Regions from separate parts of the Homo sapiens genome. Here region 2 is linked to region 1. A link is a loop called in an ENCODE intact Hi-C map of the cell type or tissue named here. Cell type or tissue: GM12878. All regions are shown on one strand. Each heading gives the region's core, and the rest is flanking DNA. Links, peaks and the distances in the headings are about the cores only.

Region 1 (9,131 bases), core at 292-8,291:
GTGCTTGTAGTCCCAGCTACTCAGGAGGCTAATTAGGGAGGATTGCTGGAGCCCAAGAAATTGCTGCAGTAAGCTGAGATTGTGCCACCGTACGCCAGCCTGGGCAGCAGAGTGAGACGCCATCTAAAAAAAAAAGAAAGAAAAAGAAAAGAAAAAAATGGGTCCGGCATGGTAGCTCATGCCTATAATCCCAGCACTTTGAGAGACTGAGGCAGGCGGATCACTTGAGGTCAGGAGTTCGAGACCAGCCTGGCCAACATGGTGAAACCCCATCTCTACTCAAAATACAAAAATTAGCCAGGTGTGGTGGCACAGGCCTGTAATCCCAGCTACTCGGGAGGCTGAGGCATGAGAATCACTTGAACCCGGGAGGCAGAGGTTGCAGTGAGCCAAGATTGTGTCACTGTACCCCAGCCTGGGTGACAAAGCAAGACTCCACCTCAAAAAAAAAAAAAAAAAAAAAAAGCACACACAGGTAATTTAAAACTATATACCTAGAACACCAAATCTGTGATTTCCCAGGTATTCTTTATGACAAGGCTAAGGTAGGTACACATATTGGGAAATTATTGAGTAATATTAGGAAAATATTGAGAAAAACATTGAGTAAATCTGTATTGAGTACTATTATACAGATGATATGGGAAATATTTTGAAGGTTGTATTCAAATAATTTAGAAAAGAATGTAAATTCTTGACAACAGAGACCCAGTTTTATTTATTTTTCTGTACCCTAAGCATCAAACAAACTCAGAATAGATGCTTATTGAATCAGTTTCTCTCTGGGGCAGAGAGATCTCTGAAAATCATATGAAACCTCCTAAACCTTCTGACAGATAACTTAAAATATCTTAAAAGACATTTTCCCCACACCGAGCGCCCATGCCTGGGACAAATTATACATTTTCCCCTCTTCCTTCCTTGCCCATTTTGACAAGTTGCCCCAGCTGGGGCTTAATAGATATTAAGTAGTGCTAATAATAGTCATCCTCTGAAGGAATGAGGACTTGAGATTGCCAAGATGATCTTTTTTGCTCCAACACACCAATCTCAGCATATTTCAGTTTGTGTGCCACTTTCGTTCTTGGATATGGTCCAACACACACACACACGTACACACACTTTCTCTCAAAACACTTTATATATTTTTTAGAGAAAATATTTCTCAATCTCCTTAAAAATCATTATTTCATTCCATCTTTTCATCATTGTTAACACTAAACCATTTGGAGTCACGTTGGCAACTGGATTTCATCTTGAGACTTGTCATTGAGGAATCATTTTGTTGTGTAGCAATCCCTATTCACAACATCAGCCAAATTATGTCATGTGGTTGCAAAACTGCTGTCCTGTCTTCCAGCTTTTCTGAGTAAATTTGACTCTTTGAGAAGCTTCGTTCTTCCTATCCTAAAATGACCTTATATGCTCTCGTATCTCAGGGGATCCTAATTGTGATGAAATCTTTCTCTTTATTTCCTTTCTTATAGCCTGTGTTTTGAGGTGGTGTTTTAGGGGTGTGGGGAGTAGGGGAACTACTGAGGTCTGAGTCACAAAAGGAGATCTGAACAAGATATCTGAAGTTCAGTTGGGCCCTCAAAGCTTCACTCGTATTGGACTAGATATGCTTCCTGAGAGAAGTCTCTAAAAGTTCTGTAAATGACACTGACCCTTTTGTTTCCTAACTCCTACTGTTAAGGCACAGGTTCTTTACTGATCTTAAAACCCTAGGCCAGGATGGCTGTAACCAGGGTGTATAACCTTATGTTTTATTGTCCAAATAAGGACACATTTTAACATTTCAATAGTTTGGGGGTACAGGTGGTTTTTGGTTACATGGATGAGTTCCTTAGTGGTGAATTTTGAGATTTTAGTGCACCTGTCCCCCAAACAGTGTACATTGTACTCAATATGTAGTCTTTTATCCCTCCCCCCGTCCAACCACCCCCCTACCCCATCCCCAAAGTCCATTAGATCACTCTGTATGTCTTTGTGTCCAAATGAGGACACTTTTGAAACTGAAAGTGGGTGCTGGGGGTAAAAGACATAAGCCAGGGCCCACACAGGCAAACCATGCTGTCAGGTCAGCATACCTAAAACACTTTGAGCCTCTTATCCTCTATTAGCAGAGGTTAAGTTGGGGTCTCTAGATTTCTTTTTTTCTTTTTTTTTTTTTTTCATTGTTGTTGTTGTTGTTGGGATAAGGTCTTGTTCTGTTCACCCAGGCTGGACTGCAGTGGCACAAACATGGCTCACTGCAGCCTCTACCTCCCAGGCTCAAGTGATCCTCCCACCTCAGCGCCCAACCCAAGTAGCTGGGACTGCAGACATATGCCACCATATCTGGCTGTTTTTTTGTTTTCTTGGGTTTTGCCATGTTGTCCAGGCTGGTCTCAAACTTCTGGCTCAAGCGATCCTCCCACTTCAGCCTCCCGAAGTGCTGGGTTTACAAGTGTGAGCCACCATGCCTGGCCTAGATTTCAACTTGAAAGTCTGTGAGGTGGCTAGGAATGGTGGCTCACACCTGTAATCCCAGCACTTTAGGAGGCTGAGGCAGGTGGATCGCTTGAGCTCAGAAGTTCAAGACCAGCCTGGGCAACATAGTGAGACCTCGTCTCTATATATTTTTTAAATAAATAATAATTTTTAAAAAAAGAAAGTCTGTGGGGTTTATTGGATAATTTAAAGTTTTATTTTCATTTCAATAAAATGCTTGTGATTTAAAGTGCCTGTGTTTGCATTATTTACATTGATCCAATGTTTGTCCCTAAGTGGGAGAACTTTGTCTCCGGTCAAAGAGAGAACAGAGGTAGACTTTACCATAGTGAAATGTTCAAGCCAAGTGAAACACAGAAAGATGCATGGCCTGTAAATAAAGACTTGTAGTGTTTCAGAAAGAGAAAAGTGGAACATGATCACAGAAGGATGCTGAATTCAAGAGTGTATTGTAGCATTTTACTATATTCACTTTGCAAAAAGAAATGTATTTTCAGGAAAACATCATGCATCATATTGATATTAATTTGCATTAATTTAATAAACTTTTAGATTATAAATTTGTTGATTTTATAAGAATACAATAAGTTTTCTTACATGTACATTTATGTTAGTATGTATTATAGAAGCATGACAGCAAAAATGATTTAATTTTGAAGGTTTGCAGAAATTTTTATTTTTTATTTGTTTTATAGATGTGGGGTCTCACTATGATGCGCAGGCTGGTCTCAGACTCCTGGGCTCAGGTGATCCTGCCACCTCAGCCTCCCAAAGTGCTGGGATTACAGGCATGAGCCACCACGCCCAGCCTGAAGGAATTTTTAAAGTATAAGAATCAGTGCTGATACAACACCGAAAGCATAAGTAATAAAAGGAAAAATAGACACGAGACTACATCAAACTAAAAAGCTTCCATGCAGCAAAAGAAATAACCAACAGAGTGAAAAGGCAACCTATGGAATGAGAGAAAATGTTTGCAAACCATGTATCAGATAAGGGGTTAATATCCAAAATATGTAAGAAACTCATTGAATTTAATAGCAAAAATACCAATAACCTGATTTGAAAATGGGCAAAGGATCTGAATAGACATTCCTCCAAAGTAGACATACAAATAGCCAACAGGTTTATAAAAAGATGCCCAGAGCCAGTCATGGTGGTTCATGCCTGTAATCCCAACACTTGGGAGGCTGAGGCAGGCAGATCGCTTGAGCCCAGAAGTTCAAGACCAGCCTGAGCAACATAGTGAGACATCGTCTCTACAAAACAAAAACTTTTTTAAAATTAGGTTGTAGTGGCACACACGTAGTCCAGCTACTCGGGAGGCTGAGGTGGATTGCTTGAGCTCAGGAGGTCAAGACTGCAGTGGGCCATGCTCCAGCATGGGTGACAAAGCAAGACTGTATCTCAAATACACATACACACACATACACACATGATGCCCAGTGTCACTAATCATCAGGGAAATGAAAGTCAAAACTACAGTGAGATATCACCTCACACTTGTTAGCATGGCCATTACCAAAAATACATAAAATAAGCGTTGAGGATATGGAGAAATTTCAACATGTGTACACTGTTGGTGGGAATGTAAAATGCTGCAGCCATATGGAAAACAGTATGAAAGTTTCTCCAAAAAATTAAAAATTGAAGTGTTGTATGATCTAGCAATACCACTTCTGGTATTTATTCAAAAGAATTGAATCAAAACAGGATCTTGAAAAGATATTTGTACTCCCATGTTCATTGCTGTATTATTCACAATAGCCGAGAGGTAGAAAAAATCTGAATGTCCGTCAGTGGATGAATGGATAAAGAAAATGTGGTATATACAGACAATGGAATATTATTCAGCAGAGCTGTCCTGCAATATCTGCCATTATTTATTTCTACGGGGAAATTATTCTGTCTTCCACATAGCTGACCTATAAATGAAGGTGTTAAAAAGAGAAGGAAATCCTGTCACATGCTGCAACAAGAATTTGGAAGACATTATGCTAAGTGAAATAAGCCCATCTCAAAAACAACAACAACACTGCCTGATTCTTCTTACATGAGGCATCTAAAGGAGTCAAACTCATACAAACTAAAATGGTGTTTTTGGAGAGGGGAAAGTTAGTTGCAGTTTGATGGGTATAGGATTTCAGTCATGCTAGATGAGACCTTTCTAGAGATATGCTGTACAACAATGTGCATATAGGTAACAATCATATACACTTAAAATTTTGTTAAGAGGGTACATCTCAATATGAATTTTTCACAATTAAAAAAAATCAATATTCCATAGGTTAGACCAAAGTTTTGCCTTTCTTTCTCTTCCTAATCCAACTATGCCCTCTGGTGGTGATAGTTGCTAATAGAAGTAAAATAACTACTCCTTTGTATCCTTTCCAAATTCATTTTGTAGGTCAGCTGTGTGGAAGACAGAATAATTTCCCTGTAGAAACAAAGTTGTAAATAATGGCAGATGTTGCAGGACAACCCACCAAAACCCATATAAATCTTACTTGAAACAGTATTGAGAGTAGCCCTCTATCACTTGATTTACACCCTCCTTCTTCCGTCCCACCCTCCTTGTTGGTGAAACAAATGAAAAATCCCATATCCACAGTCTACTCTGTCCCCATCACCATCAGAAGTAGAAAGAGGAAAGAGAAGGGAAGAGGATTCGTGCTTCCGCCAAATTTAACAGCTTTATTTATAGGCACACTTTCTGTCCTGAAACCCCACACCCATCCTGCGGCCTTCAAAGGAGTGGACCACCTAGAAACTTAAACGTCCTCTTTGCCTCTTTCAGAATCTTAGGGCAAATATTAAGAAGACCTTGCATTCTAAAAATGAGCCGGGCGTGTTGTTTGGCGCCTGTAGTCCCAGCTACTCGGGAGGCTGAGGCAGGAGAATGGCGTGAACCCGGGAGGCGGAGCTTGCAGTGAGCGGGGATCGCACCACTGCGCTCCAGCAACAATGCGAGACTCCGTCTCAAAAAAAAAAAAAAAAAAAAGAAGACCTTGCATTCTTTTCTCTTGCTCAACCTATAGTCCTTAGCTCTCCAGGGCATCACCATGTTGCCCAGGCTGCTCTTGAGCTCCTGAATTCAAGCAATCCACTTGCCTCGGCTTCCCAAAGTGCTGGGATTACAAATGTTAGCCACTGTGCCAGGCCAGTAATTCCAAAGTCAAAGTCACCAGAGTCTCCAGAGTCAAAATCACCTTCTAAGTAGAAGGCAACAAAAAAGAAAAAGAAGACCAGGAAAAATAAAATGGAAAAAAAAGAAAAACCTCTTCCACCCAAGGTCTACTCATACCTGGAAATCTCTACGATGTATAACCAATAAACCTCCAAAGACCTTGTCTTTTCCCAGCTTTATAAAACTTTCCCCCAGTCCCTTCTAGGGGCTGGCTGGAAGAAGGAAGGGATGAGGGATGGAACAATCCCAGTCTAGTTGGTGTACATCATATTCCATTAATGCTTGATTGTCTTTTTTTTTTTTTTTTTTTTTTTTTTGAGATAGAGTCTCACTTTGTCACCCAGGCTGGAGTGCAGTGGCATGACCTTGGCTCACTGCAACCTCCGCCTTCCGGGTTCAAGTGATTCTCCTGTCTCAGCCTCCCGAGTAGCTCGGATTACAAGCACGCGATGCCACGCCCGGCTAATTTTTGTATTTTTAGTAGAGACGGGGTTTCACCATGTTGGCCAGGCTGGTGTCAAACTCCTGACCTCAAGTGATCCACCCGCCTCAACCTTCCAAAGTGCTGGGATTACAGGCCTGAGCCGCCACACCTGGCCCAATGCTTGATTTTCTTGTGTGCTCAACTATTGTTTGTGCTGTATGATTCCCAGGGCCTCTCCCCGGGAAGGGACAAGAATGACATGGACCCTGCTGTATGTAAACACATTTTTTTTGTTGTTGTTATTTGGTTGGTTGGTTAGACGGTCTCAGTCTGTCTGCCAGGATAGAGTGCAATGGCGCCATCATAGCTCACTAAATCCTATTTCTAAGGAACTAGAAAACTGTGGAATATTATCAAATCCACTCAAAGTGACAAGAGGAAAAAAATCTATATTATGATTTTAGTGATATAGGAAAAAAGAGCTGGAAGAGCATATAGACAAAAACACTTGGATTGTTTAGAATGACCTGATGTTGGTGCATTATTTAATTTGGAATTACCGGCCGGGTGCAGCAGCTAACACTTGAAATCCCAGGACTTTGGGAAGCTGAGGTGGGCAGATCACTTGATTCTAGGAGTTTGAGACCAGCCTGGGCAACATGGTGAAACCCTGTCTCTACAAAAAAAAAAAAAAAAGTAAATATTATCTGGGCATGGAGGCACATGCCTGTAGTCCTAGCTACTCAGGGGGCTGAGATGGGAGGATTGCTTGAGCCCAGAAATTCAAGGCTGTGGTGAGCTGAGATCGTGCCACTACACTCCATGCACTCCATGCACTCCAGTCTGAGTGACAAAGCGAGACCCTGTCTCAAAAAATAATAATAATAATAATTTGGAATTATGCAAACATTGGTATAATGCATAATTTTGTATAATGATAAATGAAAATATTGACTGTTTTATATTGTCAAAATGCAAAACTTAAAAACTTAAAAGAGGCTTAACACAACCCTTTATTGTATCTCACAATTCTGTGGATTGGATGGGCAGTTCTTCTACAGGTCTCACCTGGGTTTCCCACGAGTTTGCTGGGAAAGGGCAGCTGGTGCTCTTCTGTGTGGTCTCTCCATGCCTATGATGTCATCCTCCAAGGCCTCTCTACGTGGTGGCTTGGAAACAGAAGCTGCCAGACCCAGACCGTCTTAAAGTCTGGGGTCTGAAATCCTAGAACTTTACTTCCTCCACATTCTTCTGGTCAGAATAGCACAGGCTCAGCCCAGATGAGAGCAGAAGAGACACAAACTTCACCTCTTTTTTTTTTTTTTTTTTTTTTTTGAGACAGGGTTTCATTCCTGTCACCCCAGGCTGGAGTGCAGTGGCATAATCTGGGCTCACGGCAACCTCCGCCTCCCAGGTTCAAACGTTTCTCTTGCTTCAGCCTCCTAAGTAGCTGGGACTACAGGCGTGCACCACCATGCCTGGCTAATTTTTGTATTTTGGTAGAGACAGGGTTTTGTCATGTTGCCCAGGTGATCTCAAACTCCTGATCTCAGGTGATCCGCCCACCTCAGCCTCCCAAAGTGCTGGGATTATAGGTGTGAGCCACTGCACCTGGACAAACTTCACCTCTTGATGGGAGGAGTAACATGCAAATATAGTGAGGGATGGTATGGTTTGGAACATGCTTGGAGATCAGCTATCACTTTGACTTTTTTGAAAACCATACTGATGCTGGACGTGGTGGCTCATACCTGTAATCTCAGCACTTTGAGAGGCCGAGGCGGGCAGATCACTTGAGGTCAGGAGTTCGAGACCAGCCTGGCCAACATGGTGAAGCCCTGTCTCTACTAAAAATATAAAAAGAATATTAGCCAGGCATGGCGGTGTGCACCTATAATCCCAGCTACTCAGGAGGCTGAGGCAGGAGAATTGCTTGAACCTGGGAGGCAGAGGTTGCAGTAAGCTGAGATCGCGCCACTGCACTCTAGCCTGGGCAACAGAGTGAGACTCCATCTCAAAAAAAGAAACAAACAAACAAACCATACTGAAATCTTAAGCCAGTAATTAATCCTCATCTAATTTGTGTTTTATTAGTCCATTTATTCCTTCAACATAGATGAAACACTTTGTGCCAGGCACTATTCTGGGTGCTGAGGATAAAGTATTGAACAAGACAAAGAAGGGTCAAACCCTCATGGAGCTTACATCCTGAAATTCTCACATTGCAAAGAATAAGCAAGTAAACAAATACGTTAAAAGGTAATGTAGGTGGGTGAGACTCTACTGTAGAGTGATCAAAGAAGCTCTTTGAAGTGACAGCTGAAGATCAGGGAAAAAACATTTACTAGTACAAATTTCCAGGGCCTGAAAGAGCTTGGGGTGTTTATTAGAAGGAATAGCACAAAGGCCAATGTGTTTGGGGAGTAGCAAATGAGGAGGAGAATGATTTGGATTAGGTCACAGAGGTAATCATGGGTGAGGTCATTAAGGGCCTTGAAGGCCATGGTAAGGACGTGGGATTTACTCCTGGATAATGGAAAGCAGTGCAAAGATTTAAATTCATTGGCCGGGTACGGTGGCTCATGCCTGTGATCCCAGCACTTTGGGAGGTCAAGGAGGGCAGATTACCTGAGGTCAGGAGTTCGAGACCAGCCTGGCCAACATGGTGAAACCCTGTCTCTACTAAAAATACAAAAATTAGCTGGGCATGGTGGTGGGTGCCTGTAATCCCAGTTACTCGAGAGGCTGAGGCAGGAGAATCACTTTAACTCAGGAGGTGGAGGTTGCAGTGAACCGAGATTGCACTATTGCATTCCAGCCTGGGCAACAAGGGTGAAACTCTGTCTCCAAAAGAAAAAAAAAAAGATTTAAATTCATTAACTCAGAAGTTATATTGATTTCCATGTTCAAAATACCACCGTCCCTTTAAAAAATGGATTGTAGGGGTCAAAAGTGACTAAATAGGCTATTACAGTAGTTGCTGGAGATTCAAACTAGGGTAATAGCCATAATTATGAGAAGTCAGTA
Region 2 (9,131 bases), core at 439-8,438, 1.2 Mb before region 1:
GGACCAGCATAGTATGGGTCTTCATGACGCACACTTTCTGAATTGATCTCAGATGCTCTGGCTCTTGCATCTTGTTGGGCTAACTAAATAGCTGGGTGATGATCACTGTTGAATTTATACCCACTGGCAAGTCTCCTCCTTTGTGTCTTGTATAAAGCCTATTTTGCCTGCTGTTTGGTGGGTAACAGTTGCAGTGGCAGAAACCAGGGGAGTTTGCCTTATGTTCTCTGGTCTTGGTGGCCACCTGCTGGTTGGTTATTCCCTCTGATTGGTCATTTGCCATTAAGTGGGTTGGTGACAATGGATATTTGTGGAACAGTTGTCCACCATTTTCTGAATACCTACTCAAAGATCTGTTACTGAACGCCAGGGGTTTGGTCTAGGTCCCATTGTTTGCCCCACAAAAAGAAACAACGTGTGTTGCCAGGGAACAAGGCTTTATTATTTTATGGGTGATGTCAACCAGGGAGATGGGAGCCAAGTCTCAAATCCATCCCTCCCTCTCAACTAAGGTCAGGGGTTTACATAGCTGGGAAGGAAAACAGAAGGGGCAAGGAAGAGGAGTTGGTCAACAGGCAGCAGGTGGTTGAATGAAGGGTCCAGCGTCTTATTGTAACCACGTATAAGAAAATAGGAATTAGGGAGGGGTAAGAAGGGGAATTGATCAACAGGCAACAGATGCATCTCATTGTCTGGGTGCAGTGATCTAGAAAGCCTCAGCTCCCCGATGGCATCTGAGAGGCCTGGCGATCGGTTTCCTGAGAAAAGATGGAAGTGTAAAATTGGGCTGGCTTCGGATCTTTTCTTCTGATTGTTGCCTTGTTTCCTAAATATCTCCTCCCACGGTCCTCCTTGTGGTTCCCTTCCACAGTCCTCATTGCTCAGTACTGCCTCTTTTCTTTTTTCTTTTCTTTTCTTTGAGACACACTCTCGCTGTGTCACCCAGGCTGGAGTGCAGTGGGACGATCTCAGCTCACTGAAACCTCTGCCTCCCAGGTTCAAGTGATTCTCCTGCTTCAGCCTCATGAGCAGCTGGGACTACAGGCACACGCCACCATGCCCGGGTAATTTTTGTATTTTTAATAGAGATGAGGTTTCACCATGTTGGCCAGGCTGGCCTTGAACTCCTGACCTCGAGTGATCTGCCTGCCTCGGCCTCCCAAAGTGCTGGGATTACAGGCATGAGCTACCGCATCCAGCCCAGCATGGCCCATTTCTTCCACAGAACAACATCATTCATGAGGGATAAAAGCATTCTGGTCCCAGGCCCTTCTGCTTTCTCAGGCTTCTCTCTCCTGGCTCTCACCAGTCTCTGTATCCACTCCAACTTCTACTGACTTCTCAGGAGGGAAAGCTGAACACTAGTCTCAGTTTAGGCAAGGAGGAGGCAGTGGTGGAGCTTTAGCTCTATTTGAGGTATCTAAAGCCAAGCATGTTTCCCTATTAGGCTCAACTACCCATTATGTACAAATGGGACTTCAACACACATGTCAAGTACAGTGGAACCAAACCTAGTTTAATCTAGGCTTAATTCCAGTTGGAAGTGAGGATTTCTACTTTCACATGCTTCTTCCTGTCTCAAATCTCAGCTCTAGATCTCCTAAAACCAGTTGTTCAAATGGCTTGGGGCATTTTTTTCAAGATGATTTCCACGGGAAAAATTATACAATTTTGATAAGAGATTTAAAAAGAGAACCTGAATTAATGGAGAGACATATCATGTTTATGGAAAGGAAAAAAAATATAATAAAGACACCAATTGTTCCCAACTTGAATTATAGATTCAATGCAATTGAAATCAAAACCGTAAAACTTTCTATGCTTATTTCACCACTTATATGGAAGGGTAAAGGGTCAAAAGTAGCCAGAATGCTTCTGAAGTAGCAGGTATCAGAACTTACTATGAAGCTGTTGAAGGAAACTAAAATATTTCACTCCCAAATATATTTTCTTGATTTATTTTGAAATGGCTGCTGCAGGGCCAGCAGATTGAGTTGGGAGGGTATTGCATCTGTAGAGAATCCTCATTAATGTAGCCAGACCTTCCCTTTCTAGGCATTTCCCAGCCCTAGGTGAGGTTAACTGAGTCTGGCACCTTTAAAGGTCTGAAGAGAGACATTTACCATCTATTCTCTGAGGACTGCTATCTATGAGGCTTCAGCCACATAACAAGGCCACCTTTGCTAGCCAGGCCACCTCCTTTTAAACCTCTCATTAAACCTGATTTACCAACATAACCTGTTCTTGGCCATGTTCTGAGCCCTCACTCTCTCTATAACCTCAAGATGGTATATAAGCTTCTGTACCTTATTGTCAGGTTGGGTCTTCCTTCTGAAGACTCCTGTGTATTGTGCCTTTGCAAGTTGATTTTTCAGTGAAACTTCAGAGGGCCAAGATTCCCCCTTGGCTCCCACACTGTAGTGATTAAGATAGTGAGATAACAGCAGGGGGATAGATATGGGGTAGATATATACATCATATCAAAGTACTCCCCAAGTTCTTATTGATTAGATATTAAGTAATAAGTTCAAAATTATTATATAACTTTATAGTAGAGAAGTTTGGCATACATCAAATTAACCAGGTATTAAAAGTTCACTGCGCCAGTAATGGGACAAATCAACGTCATGTGCCTCCTCATGTGCTGCACCGAGAAGGACACAGTATCACTTCAGCAGTGTTCTGGGGCCAAAAATGTAAAACCTCAAGTTGCTTATGAGTAAACCCCAGCCAAACTCAAAACAATGGACATTCTACAAAGCAACTGGCCTGTACTTTTCACAGGCATTGAGGTCATGAAAGACAAGACAGAAGAGCTGCTCCAGAGTGAAGAAGACCGAGGAGAGCAAAGACCACCACGAGGCCATCAAGCAGACAATCCAGAGACAAAACTCCTTTTCTGAGGAATTCAAGAGTAATTAGACTTCTCTATTATCTAAAGCTGACATCTGGTAGCAGGCTTCTTTCACCCCAAATGTATAAGTAATTAGAACTTCTATACATCTCTGGAATGCATGCATGTTGAAACTGACTGTGTGACCCTTGATGACATCAAGGCACCCAAATGTCTACAAATGTAATCACTTATCATGACTATGTGGCTAATATGGTTTAAATTACCCTTAACTCCCACTTTAAGGTCCATAAATACCCCTAAGGAAAAAATCCACCATGGTGCACTCAGTCCTCTCTTGCTGAGATGCCCGGCTGTACTCTTCTGTAGCATTCCATCTATCAAAACTTTCCTTTTCAAAACCATGCTGTTGTGGATAAATTATTCTTACTCCCTGTGAGTCAGTCACTTTCCATTGCTGAGGCTCTGACACCTCGCCTGACAGAGATGTGGAACTCTTTGCAGTATTCAATCCTGGACTACACCCTGGACCATGAGGGAGACAATTGGCAAAATCTAAATGGAGCATGTGGATTTGATAGTATTATATCAATGTTATTTTCCTGATTTTGATGGTTGTATTTGCCTGTGTAGAAGACCATCTCTATTTTTAGGAAATATATACTAAAGTATTGATGAATAATATTGCCTCATATTTGAAACTTACTCTGAAATGGTTCAGAGAAAAAAAATCACGCATACATAGGAAGAGAAAAGGGTGAGAGAGAGAAAGGGGGGTAAGAGAAAGAATAAAAATTATAAGGTAAATGTGATAAGATGTTAACGGCTATGGAATTTGGGTAAAGGATAGAGACAGAAATGCTTTGTATTTTTCTCTCAACTTTTCTGAAAGTTTGTTATTTTAAAATAAAAGGTTAAAAGAATATATCGAGAACTCTTACAAATAATAAGAAAAACATGAATGATACAACATAAAAATGGAGGTGAAACATGAACAAACATTCTGCACAAGAGGATATACGTGTGGCAAATAAAGCCACAATGACATTTTTGACATCATTGGCAATCCCAGTTAAGACCATAGTGAGGTACCATGTACCGTTTTGCATTTAACTGCCAAATGTTTTAAAATCTGAAAATACCAAGTGTTTGAAAGGCTTTGGTTTCAAATGATTTGTTATACATTTCTGAAAGGAGTGTAATTTGTTGCTGTCATTCTAAATGACATTTTGTCACTCTCTCAGAGTTGAACATTTGCATACTGGGTGTGACCTAGCAATTCCACCCCTAAGTACATACCTAGGAAAATCTCTCATATACACCTATACCTGGAGATATGCACAGCATACTCACAGCAGTGACACTTATAATAGGGAAAACCTAAATGCCCATTGGTGGAAGAGTGGCAAAAGAACTGTGGTACATTCACACCACAGAACATTGTAGAGCAGCTAAAACAAAGGAACTCTAAGATGGAAGAATTTTAACAATATAATAGAAAATGAAAAAGGAAGCCATTCCCCAATTACATACAGTATGACACCAGTTTTGAAAAGTGAAAACTAAAATACAAAAAAATTATGCATATATAGAGATTCATAAAACTGTACACAAAGAATGAAAGCTGAGAGTGGTCACATGGAATGTGTGGTTTTATTGCCACAGAGAACATTATGCCCTAAAGGTGAATTGATATTTCTAACTTTAGAAACTGAACATTTTTGATAATGTAATTAACAAGCTTTTTCCCCAGCTTTTATTCATCAAGTTTCTAATGTCTTAGAGTTCATTCTTATCCAGGATACCTCTTACACAGATTTGGCCTGTAGTTTTTTATAGTGAGCAAAATATGAAATTTTATACTTATACACTAAAATATATACTCCATGAAGACAGATATTTTGTGTTTCATGTTTACTATTGTATCTCCAAAATCTAGCACAGTACCTGGTATATAGAAGACAATCAATACATCATATCTACTAATCGATAATAATAATGAATGCAAATCTGTATTTGTCAATGTTAAAGGGCAACATTGCAGTAACATAACATTTCCAGTGGGTGGAGCCCACGTTGCATTTTGTAAAGTGAAAATTTTTGATGCATGCTTTCTTGTCCTTGGGAGAATTTTAGTTGGTTCTGTGGTACCTCTGTAATAAGTTTGGATTTTCTTTGAAGTGCACTAATTGTCACAGAACTGCAACCTTTTTCGTGTGGCATATTCGTGTTTAATGAACAACTTTCTAATATTTAAACCATTTGGTTCTTGAGTTAATATCAAGTAAACTGTTTTTCCTCTCCACACAATTCAATTAGGTTGCTAAGTTTATTGTACTTATTTCTAGGTAAAAAACTAAACATGTTAAAGAATGAGAAAAATCTGTTTAAAATAGAATGAGTCGTAAAAAGATGGTAAACAATGTAACATGAATGCCAACTATGATGATAATGTCTAAGGAAAAAAGAATCAAAGCAATTTTCCGTATTATTTCTATACCCAAAGGCCTGACATTGCTGTAAGCTCAGGGCATTTGTCTTACCTTATTTAATTTAGCTTCCTTTCTTGAGTCACTTGCAGAAAATCATCAGTTACATAGGGGATCATCCCCACATGGCTCTGTGCATCTGCTACCCTGGCCCATCTCTCATTCCTCCCTATTTTGGAAAATTTCCACCATGCTATCCGGAATTCAAAATCCACCATCTGCAAAATTCCCAGATCCTTTATTTCTTCTCTGAACACTGTTTGCTTTTTTGCTCAATGGAAACCTGGCTCTAGTGTGAGGAGCGTGCTGTCTTGCATGTAGCTTTTCTTCCCATACCCCTCTGACTACCAGGCCTTGGGGGCCAGTAGATGCCGGCCAGCCCCTCATCGCTGTCTCCAACAATTCTCCTCTCCACCTCTCTAACCCCCAGCTTTGAAGTCTTTGTCATCCAACGATTGCACAACCCCCCTTCCTACTGCAGTCATCTACTTCTAGTCTCTCCTCTTCATTTCTATAATGTTTTTAGATCCTGGCTCACTGTCAATTTCCCCCTAAAACTCCTGTGACAAGTTTTGGTTATTTCAGTATCCAGACAGATGATCATTTTGAAACATGGGCTCCAGGTTTCTTAACCTCCTCTCCTTTAGGGATCTTCCCCCCACCTTACCTCAGTCACTCATTCCCATGGTCACAACCCTTGCCTTTGTGTTTACCAACAACTACATCCCTACCTTAATCTCGGTTTCTAGCATATACATCCTTACCATTGCATTCTATCAAAATACTCTCAGATGCCCTGTCTTCACTTTCCCAACTCCACTGGACCTTCAGTCCATTGCTTTGGTCACCTTTTCTCCTTCTCTTGCTCTTCCTCATCACCTCACTTTACAGCCTTATATGGAAGGGATTCCATGCTTTCACATTGTTATAACTTTCTTGCATATTTATGTATGGCCTTGCTTTGTCCTTTATTACAGTGCCTGGGAAACCCCAACCCAGTTACATCTAACTCTCTGCCTATTCCATGCCTGCCTCCTTGCACCTGGATATGACTGGATAAAAACCTACAGCCATGACTACCAGGCCCATGTTAAATTTATGTTATCACTAACTCAAGTGGAATCTTTGGGCTACCTGGTAGTTCTGCTTCATCATACTGTCCGTTCATTCTCCCATTCTCTAGAAAAGTGTTTTTCAAATTGTGCATTTAAAAACTTAAATAGATTAAAGCTGAATAGAATTTAATAGGGTACACAGCATAAAATAAGGATAAACACTATTTCATGAAATGCTTGTTTCTTTTATATTTGTATGTACATTTATATACACACATCTGTGCCAGTTTGGGATATAAAACATGCTGTGAATTTAAAAAAAAGTTCTAGGCAATTTTTTCACATTTTCTTCCTTCTCCTTGAACTTCCATCCCTTTTTCATCTCTTCATTCTCATCTGATGATTCTGCTTCCTATTTTACTAAGAAAACAGGACTCAGAAGAGAGCTTCTGCACCTATCAGCCTATGCATGCCCATATTCTTCCCTCCTTGCTGTTACTCTCTGCATCTCTAAGCCCAGCCCTTCCACATGTCTCCTAGATCCACCCCATCATTTCTCAACTTCTAACTGAATCATCTAGTTACTAGTAATTATGAACCTCATGCAAGTTCTTTCTAATGCATCATTGATTTCACCCTCTCTTACTGTACCATTCTTCTTAATATCAGGCATTCTGCAGTAGCTCCCATGTTAAATACCAAATCCAAACAAAGCCTTTGGTGATTCCCCTCTAGCTACTGTGCCATTTCTATTTCTCTTTACAGGAATAGTCCTCTAAAGAGTTGTCTACACTTTCTGTTTCTGAGGATTCTCCTCTCATTTTCCTTTGCCCTTACTTCAATGGGCTTTTATCCCCACTATTCTACCAAAACATTTTAATCAAAGTTATCAGTGACATCCATTGTTCTTTAATTTCCTAAATTCAATGGGCTTTCCTCAAAGAGATCACTCTCTCCTCCTTGCAATACTTCCCCCACTTGACTTTCAGGCCACCAGGCTCTGCTTACCTTTTTTTTTTTTTTTTTTTGTTTGTTTGTTTGTTTCCTACTTTCCTACTTTCCTACTTCATAGGTCACTTCTTGTAAATGTTGGAGTGCTCATGTCAGACTTGGAGTGTCCAAGGTCTCACTCTTGAAGCTCTTGTCTTATTTATACTTATCCCTTGGTGCTTTCATTTAGTCTTATTGTGTTAAGTTCCATTTACATGACAATGATTCCCAAATTTATATAGCCCAGGCCTTTCTCCTGAAACCTTTTTGGCATCACGGACCAGTTTCTATGGAAGGCAGTTTTTCCACAGACTGGGGGTGGAGGGATGGTTTCAGGATTAAACTGTTCCACCTCAGATCATCAGGCATTAGATTCTCATAAGGAGCATGCAACCTAGATGCCCCGCATGCACAGTTCAAAACAGGGTTCACACTCCTATGAGAATCTAATGCTGCCACGGATCTGACAGTTGGTGGAGCTCAGGCAGTGATGCTCGCTCACCTAACCACCTCTCACCTCCTACCGTGCGGCCTGGTTCCTAACAGGACATAGACCAGTACTGGGTGTTGGGGACCCCTGTTGTAAGGGATAAAAAGAGTCAAGGTTTATGTTCTTAGGGGGCTTAAATATCTTTTAAGCAGTAGTATGACAGTAAAATAGACCAGAAGGCCAGACAAAATATATTTTACCTTCCTGAAAATGTTCATTTTTAAGAAGCATTGAAACAGTAAATAAAACCCTAATGCATAATAATTAGCAGATTCGTAAATACTCACATTCGCCAGATCAAAAAATTAATTTATCAATGTGAGAGAGCCCTGGCAAGGAAATCCATTTTTCCCTCCTACCCGACCTTTCCAGAAGTGTCTTTTTGCTTGCTGAAGGTCGGTCTGTCACCCTAGTCCCTTGATCACTTTCTGCAGTTTCCTCCGTGGTGTTGCTTCATCATTTATTCACTCATGTATCCATTTAGCAGACATTTATTGGATACCTACGTGTCGGGTAAGTCATTAAGACTGAGGAGAAGACAAGAAAAAGATACATTCCAAGGCAGCAAGGAGGTCATGGGTGAGATTTCCTTTATCTTGCATCTTTTTGTTGTGAGTGGCTTCTCTGCAGGTTCCAACCTGCTCACAGATCCTCCGTCTTGATTTTTCCTCTGGCCGTGGAACTACCAGTTCTCCTCCTTGCCCACCTCCAGCATTGTCCTACTTTTCTTCCCTTCTCATTCAGGCCCCTTTGAGGGTCCTCTTACTCTCACTGTGTCCCCCTTCTCACCTGCTTTCACTTATCAACTCTCGATTTGGCTTCAGTCCTATCATTCCACTAAATCCTCTGCCAATGTCAGCATCAAAAGCATTCATCTTGCCAAACCCGTTGCTTATTTTCCTGCCTTTATCTTTTTGGACTGTTCTGCTGCATTTTCTTTCTTCTTCACACTCTGTGCCTTTGGCATTTATGAACCTCTCCTCTCAGTCCCCTTCCCGGCTGTTGTTGGGTAACTTCTTCCTGCTTCTTTGGTCGTCTTCCTGAGCTGTTACTCCCTTGCGTCTCCTCTGTCGTTCTGAGCTTCTTCCTCAGTACATGCTCTCCTTAACAAATACCATTTGCTCTTATAGTCTTAGATTCCCATCCTGATTAATGGAGCCTGCTATTAATCAGGTTGTACGTAAAACTTCCTGCTGTGTATATCTGCTTCTATATCAACCTGTCTACTGGTTATATTGACTTGACGTATCCCA

The links. Hi-C counts contacts between places; a loop is a spot of excess contacts. Peaks named below come from ENCODE experiments on the same cell type or tissue, not always from the same donor. Only the 100,000 strongest peaks of a DNase experiment are listed, where the experiment ranks them.
Region 2: a loop joins it to region 1, with 7 times the contacts of the local background. A loop is called at or near these places in 16 of 110 quality-filtered maps.

Annotation. Positions count from the first base shown.
Region 1 is chr12:64,251,531-64,260,661 of GRCh38, forward strand. No RefSeq gene overlaps it. Among named protein-coding and RNA genes, the nearest start is that of KICS2, 34 kb to the left of the region's middle. In GM12878, for the core only: a CTCF peak has its summit at 4,836 (motif pointing left); no DNase peak of the experiment used is centred there.
Region 2 is chr12:63,098,815-63,107,945 of GRCh38, forward strand. No RefSeq gene overlaps it. Among named protein-coding and RNA genes, the nearest start is that of AVPR1A, 48 kb to the right of the region's middle. In GM12878, for the core only: a CTCF peak has its summit at 4,918 (motif pointing right); a DNase peak (open chromatin) is centred at 4,984.